2 separate regions of the Homo sapiens genome follow, and region 2 is linked to region 1. A link is a loop called in an ENCODE intact Hi-C map of the cell type or tissue named here. Cell type or tissue: mammary epithelial cell. All regions are shown on one strand. Links, peaks and the distances in the headings refer to the core of each region. The heading gives the core; the rest is flanking DNA. Region 1 has its middle 64 kb from the start of RXFP1. Region 2 overlaps RXFP1 (relaxin family peptide receptor 1).

Region 1 (5,383 bases), core at 258-5,257:
TCCATTGAGATTGGAGAAGATGCTTGATATCATTTCAGTGTTTGTGAATGTTTTAAGACTTGTTTTGTGACAACATATGGTCATCTAACCTTGAGAATGATCTCTGTGCCAAGGAGAAAAATGTGTATTCTGCAGCCATTGGATTAAATGTTTTGTAAATATCTATTAGACCCATTGGTTCTATAGTGCAGATTAAATCCAATGTTTCTTTGTTGACTTTCTGTCATGGAGATCTGTCCAGTGCTGCAGGTAGGATGTTGAAATCTCCAACTATTATTGTATTGGAGTCTCTCTCTCTCTTTAGCTCTAATAATATTGGCTTTACAGTATGGCAATTCCTCAAAGAGATAAAAGCAGAACTACCATTCGAACAATCCCTTTACTGGGTGTATACCCAGAGGAATATAAATCATTCTACCATAAAGACACACGCATGCAATGGTTCATTGCAGCACTATTTATAATAGCAAAGACACAGAATCAACCTAAATGCCCAGCAGTGACAGATTAGATAAAGAAAACGTGGTATATATATATACCATGGAATACTATGCAGCCATAAAAAAGAATAACATCATGTCTTTTATGGGAACACGTATGGAACTGGAGACTATTATCCTTAGCAAACTAATTCAGGAACAGAAAATCATACACTGCATGTTCTCACTTATAAGTGGGAGTTAAATGATGTGAAATCATGAACACAAAGAAGGGAACAACAGACACTGGACTCTACTTGAAGGGGGAAGGTGGGAGGAGGGAGAGGAGCAGAAAAGATAACTATTGGGTACTGCACTTAATACCTGGGTGATGAAATAATCTGCACAACAAACCTTTGTCGCACGAGTTTATCTGTGTAACAAACTTTCACATGTATCCCCAAATCTAAAGTAAAGTTAAAGAATAATACTATTTGCTTTGTATATTTATCTGGGTGCTTCACTGTTGGGTGCATATATATTTACAATTATTACATCCTCTTGCTGAATTGACCCATTTATTATTATACAATGACCTTCTTTGTCTCTTCTTACAGTTTTTGTCTTGAAATCTATTTTGTGTGACATAAGTGTAGCTACTCTTGCTCTTTTTTAGTTTCCATTGGCATGGAATATATTTTTCCATCCCTTTATTTTCAGTCTATGTATATCTTTATAGATGAAGTATGTTTTCTGTAGGCAACAGAGCCTTGGGTCTTGTTTTTTCATCCATTTAGCCAGTTTATGTCTTTTGATTTGAGAGTTTAGTCCCTTGACATTTAATGTTATTATTGATAAGTAGGGACTTTTGCCATTTTGTTGTTTTCTGGTTGTTTTGTGGTCTTCTCCTCTTTCTTTCCTTCCTTCCTGTCTTTTAGTGAAGGTGATTTTCTCTGTTGGTATGCTTTAATTTCTTGATTTTTATGTTTTGTGTATCCATTGTATGTTTTTCAACTTGAGGTTACCACAAGGCTTGCAAATACTGTCTTATAATCCATTATTTTAAACTGATGACAACAACACTGATTGCATAAACAAACACAAAAATAAAACGAATAAAAACTCTACATTTTAACTTCATCCCCAGCTCTTTAACATTTTGTTGTTCCTCTTTGTATTATTGTACTTGAAACACTGTTTTAGTTATTTTTGATTGGTTCATCATTTAGTCTTTCTACTTAAGAGAAGAGTAGGTTACACACCAAAATTACAGTGTTATACTGTTCTGTGTTTTTCGACTTACTTAACTATTACCAAGGAGTTTTATACCTTCAGATGATTTCTTCTTGCTGATTAATGTCCTCTTCTTTCAGATTGAAGAATTTCCTTTAGCATTTCTTTTAGGACAGGTCTGGTGTTGATTAAATTCCTCATCTTTTGTTTGTCTGGGAAGGTTTTTATTTCTCCTTCATACTTGAAGGATATTTTCACTGGATATACTATTATAGGGGTAAAAGCTTTTTCCTTCAGTACTTTAAATATGTCATGCCACTCTCTCCTGGCTTGTAAGGTTTCTGCTGAAAAGTTGGCTGCCAGACATTCTGGAGCTCCATTTTATGTTATTTATGTCTTTTCTCTTGCTGCTTTTAGCACAGCTCTAGGCCTTGCCCAAAGTCCTTCCCTTTGTGGTCGTGAGTTACCTAAGGCCCTGGGCCTGATCAGAGATGCTGTATGGGATCCAGGGATTGGAGTCAAAAACCTTAGCAATTTACTGGATGTTCTACTGTGGCTAAGCTGGTACTCAAACCACAACACAAAGTCCTTTATCCATAACCTTTGGGAGTTTGACTATTAAGTGCCTGGAGATAGTCTTCTTTGGGTTAAAACTGATTGGTGTTCTATAATCTTCTTGTACTTGAATGTTGATATGTTTCTCTAGGTTTGGGAAGTTCTCTGATAATATTCCTTTGAATAAACTTTTTACTCCTATCTCTTTCTCTGTCTTCTATTTAAGGCCAGTAACTATTAGATTTGCCCTTTTGAGGCAATTTTCCATATCCTGTAGGTGTGCTTCATTGTTTTTATTCTTTTTACTTTTGTCTCCTCTAACTATGTATTTTCAAACAGCCTATCTTCAAACTCACTAATTCTTTTTTCTGCCAGATCAATTCTGCTATTAAGAGACTGATGCATTCTTTAGCATGTCAATTGCATTTTTGAACTCCATAATTTCTGCTTGATTCTTTTTAATTATTTCAATTTCTTCATTAAATTTATTTGATAGTAATCTGAATTCCTTCTCTGTGTTATCTTGAATTTCTTTGAGTTACCTCAACACAACTATTTTGAATTATCTGTCTGAAAGGTCATATATGTCTGTTTTTCCAGGATTGGTTCCTGATGATCTATTTAGTTCATTTGGTGAGGTCATGTTTTCCTGAATGGTGTTGATGCTTGTAGATGTTAGTCAGTGTCTGGGCATTGAAGAGTTAGGTATTTATTTTAGTCTTCACAGTCTGGGCTTGTTTGTACCTGTCCTCCTTGGGAAGGCTTTCCAGGTATTCAAAGGGACTTGGCCCCCATGCCCAATAACGCTCTGGTTTTTGCAGACTTGTAGAGGTACTGCCTTAGTGGTCTTGGATAAGACCTGGAGGAATTCTCTGATTACCAGGCAGAGACTCTTGTTATTTTCCCTTATTTTCTTCCAAACAAATAGAGTCTTTCTCTTTGTGCTGAGCCACCTGGTACTGGGGGTATGGTGATGCAATTACCTTTGTGGCCACCACCACTGGAAGTGTGCTAGGTCAGACCTGAAGCCAGCAAAACACTGGGCCTTCCCCAAGGCCCTTCCCTTCATGAGTTACCTGAGGCCCTGGGCCTGACCAGAGATGCTGTATGGGATCCAGGGATTGGAGTCAAAAATCTTAGCAATTTACCGGATGTTCTGTTCTGCTGTGGCTAAGCTGTTACTCAACCACAACACAAAGTCCTTCCCTACTCTTCCCTCCACTTTCCAAAGACAGAGGAGACTCTCCCTGTGGTCACCACCATCATTTGACAGGGGGTTCTGCCAGGCCACTGCCAATGTTCACCTAAAGCCCAAGGGCTGTTCTGTCAGCTTGTGGTGAATGCTGCCAGGCCTGGGACTCACCCTTCAGGGAAGTGGGCTCCCCTCTGGCCTAGGGCAGGTCCAGAAATGCTGTCCAAGAGCCTAGGCCTGAACTCAGGAATCCCAAGAGTCTGCTTTTTGTTTTACCCCACTGTGGTCAAGTTCCCTTTACTTTTCCCTCTGCTTTTCTCAAATAGAAAGAGTCTTTCACCATAGCCACCACACCTAGGAATGTGCTGTGTCACCCCTGAAGCCAGCACATCTCAGAGGTCAAGACCCATGGTGTACTCCCTGGGTGTTGTTGGTTACTCAGGGCCCAAAGCTTCATAAGTCAGCAAATAATGAGTACTGATAGGACTGGGTCCTTTTCTTCAAGGCAGTGCATTTCCTCTGGGCCCATCCAGGAATGTCTAAAAATGTCATGGAGGAGCTAGGGCCTGGAATGGGGGCTGCACAACTTTTCCCAGTGCCCTATCCTATTATGGCTCAGCTGGTGTCCAAGATGCAAGACAAAGTCCTCTTTACTGTTTGCTCACCTCTCCTTAAGCAGAAGGAAGGAGTCACTTTTGTTGCTGTGAGCTGCACTACCTGGGGTTGGGGGAGGGATGGTGCAGGCACTTTCTTAGCTGAGCCAGCTGGTGTCTCCCTAGGTCACATGCCACCCTAGTTCACTGGTTCTAAGCCTAGACTAGCACCAGAAGTTGCCTAGGAATTGCTTGTGTCCTAGACTGCCTTTCAAGTTAACTAGGACTACAAAGCACTTTAGCCCCCAGTGGCTATGCTTGCCAAGAAACTCAAGTTCCACTACTGAGATGGGCAGTTCCCCTCTGGCTATAGCTGGTCCAAATGCTTTCTCTGTGCACGGGTGCTGCCTGAGCCCAGCACAGCTTTATTCCCCACTGTGACAGAGCAGCACTGAGTTCAATGTAAAGTCCCCCAGCCACTGCACTCTCCTTCCCAAAGTGCACAGATTCTCTCTCCATGCCATACAGCTGCTGCCAGGGGATGAGGGATGGGACGGGTGGCGTCAGCAACTCAAGACTGTCTCTCCTGTCCTCCTCAATGCCTCTTTCCACAATATGAAGTTAAAATTGGATACTGTGATTGCTTGCCTGATTTTTGGTTCTTGTGATGATGCTTTTCTGTGTGCAGATAGTTGTTAAAATTTGCTGTACCTGTGGGAAGGACAAACAGTGTAGGCTTCTATTCAACCATCTTCCTCCACCCCTCAAGGTAAATATATTTTTCTTTCTATTACATTTAGTGCTTTCAGCGTCCTTGCTAAGAAATCTTTGCCCACCCTCAGATCGTGAAGATATTGTAGAAGCTTTTTTTTTTATGAAAGAAGCTTTCTCCTATAGAAATTTTACAATTTTAGTTTTTATGTTAGGTTCACATTTCATTCAAATTAATTTTGGGTGCAGCATAAGATGAATGTCAAAGTTCCTTTTTCCCTTTATATTTACCAATTCTTATAGGCCTATTTGTTGAAAAGACTTTTCTTTACCCATTGAATTGAATTGAATTGAAATGAATTTGCAGCCTTTTCAGAAATCAGTTGCTTGTACATTTATGTCTATTTGTGGAATTTCATTCTGTTCCAGGGATCTATTTGTCGGTTTTCATGTCAGTACCACTCTGTCTTGGTTGCTGTAGCTCTGTAGTAATTCTCGAAATCAAATAATTAGAGTCTCTAACTTTGTTCTTCTCTGGCAAGATTCTTTGAGCTATTCTAAGTTCTTTTCTTCTGTATAGTGAGAGAAAATTAATGATGCAAGAGAGAAGACAATTGTTCATGATATGTCTGTGAGATTACCCACAATCAAACATCATCTACACTAGGTTTGTTATTTTA
Region 2 (5,383 bases), core at 97-5,096, 120 kb after region 1:
GGCCAGGCCCAGTGACTCACACCTGTAATCCCAGCACTTTGAGAGGCCAAAGTGGGAGGATTGCTTGAGTCCAGGAGTTGGAGATCAGCCTAGGCAACATGGCAAAAACCTGTCTCAATATTTTTTAAAAAAGAAAAAATAATTATTTTAAAATATTTATATAAAAATTTAAAAAAAGAAATGAAAATTCTCAGGCTCCATCCCAGACCTATTGAATCAAAAGCTCTGTTTTAATATGAGCCTCGTGTCATTCTAATACACGCTAAGTTTTGAGAACCATGAACCTAAACCCAATGAGCAGAAAATCAGGAATGCATGCAAAATGGTAGCAACAGCAGAGATACATTAGAATCAAGTTTTCAATATGGTACACAAGCATTCTAACTTGCTCACAAACTCCATTATTATCAATTATCTACAATTTTTAGCTCCTCTAGGAAAACCGGTATGCTAGTAGTGGCAGTCATCTAGAAATAGAAAAAAAAAATTAATTCCGTTCAAAACCTCAAAGATGCCCAGTTGGCATGCTGCTGCTGTCCATGCAAAAATAGACTGGAACTTTCCAGGAAGGATGGCAGAATTTCATCACCATCTTTAGAGTCCAGGTGATGGAAAAATTATGAGATGCAGTTATTTCTGTTTGTCTCTAATTGCTTTAATTTCCCTTGCAAACTGAGTGGTTTTTTCCTTCATTTTATAGTATCTGGATCATTTATGCTCCCAAGGCTGTTCTTTTCTTCTTCTTCTTCTTCTTCTTCTTCTTTCTTCTTTTTCTCTTTTGAGACAGTCTCATTCTGTCACCCAGGCTGGAGTGCAGTGGCGTGATCTCAGCTCACTGCAACCTCTGCCTCCAGGATTCAAGTGATTCTCCTGCTTCAGCCTCCCAAGAGCTGGGGCTACAGGTGTGTGTTACCATGCTCAGCTAATTTTTTGCATTTTTAGTATTGATGGGGTTTCACCATGTTAGCCAGGATGGTCTCAATCTCCAGACCTCATGATCCACCAGCCTCGGCCTCCTAAAGTGCTGGGATTACAGGCATGAGCCCACCGCACCTGATCGGCTGTTCATTTTTAAAACATCCATATGTAAATTCTGTTTAATACTAATTAAATTAAGTCAGAAAGTTGCTTCTTTTCAGAATATGTAAACCTCATGCATATTTTCCGTCATGTAAAATACAATATCTTAACATACAAATATAAGAAAACCCCATAATTAAAAATCATTTTTAGAGTAATAACTTACAACTTAATAGTATATTGTCAAATAAAATACCTTCTTTTAATGAAAGAGTTTTTTCTTAATTAGACCTTTTAAGGTATATCTTAAACTCCAAAAACCTCTCCCTTATTCTGTCAAGCTATTTAAACCTTGACACTAATAATAATTATTAAAATGGAAAAATAAGTCAAATGGAAATTGTAGAAATAAAATTTAGGGATATCGCTGAAAAAAATGAAACACCAAATGAATTAAACTGAGTCTCTATATTTGAACTAATACATGAACTAATTATATTTAGAAAGAACTGTCACTTTTGTGTTATCGCAGGCACTTTAAACAAGTACTCTTATTTAGTACATATTAAGGTCCCAGTTTTCTCAGAAAACCCATAAATAATTAATTTCCCTGTAATTAAACACTTTATTAAGTATAAAAAATAAAATATTTCAGCACAAAGAGCATGACATTAACTCAGTGAAGATTTTTTGTGAACACAATGCAAGCAAAATCAATAGATTTAAAATTTTTCAGTTGAATTCATATGAATCCTTTTTTCTAAAATATTTACACAATATGGAATTTACATGTATACAGACATACATATATCAAAAACTGATTACACTATTTTTATAATAACTTTGATCCTTACTGGTGAACTTCAGTATAGAAATGTATAGATGTTTCCTGAGTTATGCAATTTTATATCATTCCCATATAATTCCATTTGTTTTTTTGCCATGTGTCACTAAACCATTCTTCATCTCTGCTCAGAACTGTCACAGACACAATCAAACAGCATAAGGACCAAAAAAATTTTTTTAAGTCATCAGAGCAGTGTTTGATGTGACAATGACAAACCCAAAAGGAGGGACCTTTCAGTTTTTCAGCTAGAACTATGATACCTGAGAGAATACATCTGGGTAAATAACAAAGGAACCTGATAACAAAAAGTTGAGGGTTCTTCTTTAGGAATCATCTGTGTTCATTTTCAAATGAGTGCAAGCTCAGTAGTAAAAATGTTAAAGGAACATCAAATTCTCAGATGCTGTTAAATTAGTTCACTTCCTCTAGATTTGTATTTAAAAGAAACTCTTTACGTTTCTAGATTAGAATTTGCTCTAGCATTCCTTCTGTGTTATAAACAGAAGGCTGTGCTAAATAAGGGCTCCCCCTCATGGTTACACTAACCCAACCTTATCTGAGAGACAGGTTGAATTACTGTAACTGGGAAGACTGGCTTTCTGGTGCCTCCCTACTGTACTCTTGTTCTTTAGCACTTTAGCAGCCTTGTCTACAGGAAAAGGATAAAGGCCTTTGTCAGTCTGTTTACATATTACCAATTCTATAACCCATAGGGGAAATGGAAAACCTCTTCTAATACATTTTGGGTCGTGTAGTGTGTTAGTATCTGCCAAAAATTAACGTGCAAATAATGTGACCTTATTTGGAAATAGGGTCTTTGCAAATATAATGCAGGTAAAGAGTGACATCATACTAGATCAGGGTGGGCCCTAGATCCAATGACAGTGTCCTCGCAAGAGACAGGAAATGGCATACAGAGATGCTGGAGAGAAGAGGGCTGTGTGAAGACAGAGGCAGAGACTGGAGCGATGCTGCCACAAGCCAAGGAACACCAGGAGCCATCAGAAGCTGAAAGAGGCAAGGAAAGATTCTCCCCCTAAACCTTCTGAGACGCTGTGGCCCCACTGACACCTTGGTTGCAGACGTCTGGCCTCCAGAACTGTGAGAGAACAAACTTCTCTTGTTCTTGTTTTTTTGTTTTGAGACAGAGTCTCACTCTGTAGCCCAGGCTGGAGTGCAGTAGCACAATCTCGGCTCACTGCAACCTCTGCCTACCGGGTTCAAGCAATTCTCCTGCCTCAGCCTCCTGAGTACAGGAACTACAGGCGCATGCCACCACCCCCAGCTAATTTTTGTATTTAATAGAGATGGGGTTTCACCGTGTTGGCGAGGATGGTCTCGATCTCTTGACCTCGTGATCCGCCCACCTCGGCCTCCCAAAGTGCTGGGATTACAGGCGTGAGCCACCGCAGCCTGCCCAACTTCTCTTGTTTTAAGTCACCAAGTTTGTGGGAATTTGTTACAGCAGCCCTGGGGAACAATGCATGTTAGGACAGTTTGTGGAGAAGGGCCATCTTCTGTGGGCCTAAAGAGACATTATTAAGGTCGACATAAAGTTCTGGTCCAGATTAAAGCAAGCCTTAGAATTTAGTCTTAGTGGATTTTAGACAGAATTTCCAATGAGCTGTTCTTACGCATAATTGTATGTGGTATAAAACCTCCTAAAGATGATTTTGCTTCACTGTTCACTTGCAGTTCTGGGTTGTGCTAAACTTGAACCACATGGTTTTTACCGGGTGTTTTGTACTCTTTTATGTTATGGTGAGTCAGGTATGGCTACAAGAGACACCAGGGAGGCTCAGAAACACAAAAGTTTATTATTCCCACAGGTTCTAGAGACAGGAGGCAGGGCATACCATACAGGGCTAGATGGGAAAGACACCAGGATGGTCAGGAGGCAGAAGACGGGTGAGAGGGGAGGCATCAGGCCAGAGCCTTTATTGGGGTTTCTGAGGGAAACACAAGGCAGTGCAGGGTGAGCAGCTTAAGATGTGCTGGTTTGAATAATTTTGGAGGGCTCTAAACATTAGCAGTGGTCCTTACTTCCCAGCTACCTGGCCCTAGGATAATGAGGAGGAGGACTATTGCCTCCGGGGTGTGTGGGCTAATCAGAGGAGCTCTAGGTCTGGATTGGTTAGTTTGCATATCAAAGGCATGCTCTGAGCACCCTTTGCTCTCTAAGAACTGACAAGCCCTGGGAAAGACAATCTCTTACTAGCCTAGAAAGGTTTTTTAAAAGATGTTAAATATCATAATATACAGAAAAAATGTTTAAATGTACAATATACCAAGTCTTTCTTGAGTTCAACTTTGCCAGCACTTCCCTCCCTGCCTCCCACTTCTCAAATGTACACAGAAAGTTGCGGCAACAAACAACAGTAAGTAGAGAGTCACCTTTACCATGTAGCAAAAACTGCCCTCTGCCTATGAATGCTTCTCTGGGAAGCTCCTTGAAAGTATGAACATTTTCCCACGTAAAGTTTTCTATTTCAGCTCCTTCCCAATGTGATCTTAAATGCTTTGCCTTCCCTCCCCACTGCGGCGGACTTTGTTGTCTGTTAGTAATAGTTTACTTTGCAATTTTGCCATTCACTGAATATTTTAGGTTTGAAAAGACATCTTATGTTCTAGGTTTGTCTATGCATGACTACTTTTTTTATTATTATTTTTGAGACTGAGTCTTGCTCTATCACCCAGACTGGAGTGCAATGGCGCGATCTCAGCTCACTGCAACCTCCGCCTCCCAGGTTCAAGTGATTCTCCTGCCTCAGTCTTCTGAGTAGCTGGTATTACAGGCACCTGCCACCACACCTGGCTAATTTTTAATAGAGACAGGGTTTCACCATGTGGTCCAGGCTGCTCTCGAACTCCTGACCTCAAGTGATCTACCCACCTTGGCCTCCCAAAGTGCTGGGATTGCAGGCATGAGCCACCATACCCAGCCTGTGCATGACTATTTGTGACACTATATTCTAACCCTCCTAGGAATATTTGGTTTTGTCTAATAAGAGTTGTAATAATAAAATTAATAGTGTCTTATATTTTTTTAGTATTTATTATGTTTCAGACATAGTCCTAATCCTTTAAGCACATTCTCTCATTCCTCCTCACTATAAATTAGATATGATAGACTATTTCCATTACACAGGGAAGGAAAATGGAAGTACAGAGAGGTTACATAACTCTTCTGACATCATGGTTTGCTCAGAATTCATACCAAATGCTTGGCTTGTTCTGTTTTGTTTTTGTTTGGGAGGAAAGAACATGCTTATGATGTTAATCATTGTGTAGTAGGGCCTTCAAACAAATCTCTTATTGATAAAATTTGAATTCTATGAAGTCTTCCCTTTAAGGATTTTGGTTTTAAAAAGGTAAATTATTTTTAACTTTCTTTTTAAAATATATAAGAGATTAGATGAACTTCCAAACCTAAAATTGCAAGTATAATAGTATGAATAATGAGTAGTATTTTTATAGCAGTTTCCATTTTGAGTGCTTTATACATTTTACCTCATT

Evidence for each region. Peaks named below come from ENCODE experiments on the same cell type or tissue, not always from the same donor. Only the 100,000 strongest peaks of a DNase experiment are listed, where the experiment ranks them.
Region 2: a loop joins it to region 1, with 6 times the contacts of the local background. A loop is called at or near these places in 1 of 110 quality-filtered maps.

What each region holds. Positions count from the first base shown.
Region 1 is chr4:158,455,482-158,460,864 of GRCh38, forward strand. No RefSeq gene overlaps it. Among named protein-coding and RNA genes, the nearest start is that of RXFP1, 64 kb to the right of the region's middle. In mammary epithelial cell, for the core only: no CTCF peak of the experiment used is centred there; DNase peaks (open chromatin) are centred at 3,150, 3,260 and 3,770; H3K27ac peaks cover 3,477 bases.
Region 2 is chr4:158,576,279-158,581,661 of GRCh38, forward strand. The region is part of intron 2 of RXFP1 (relaxin family peptide receptor 1); the gene reads left to right. Among named protein-coding and RNA genes, the nearest start is that of RXFP1-AS1, 14 kb to the left of the region's middle. RefSeq lists an enhancer at 3,732-4,308. In mammary epithelial cell, for the core only: a CTCF peak has its summit at 2,396 (motif pointing left); no DNase peak of the experiment used is centred there.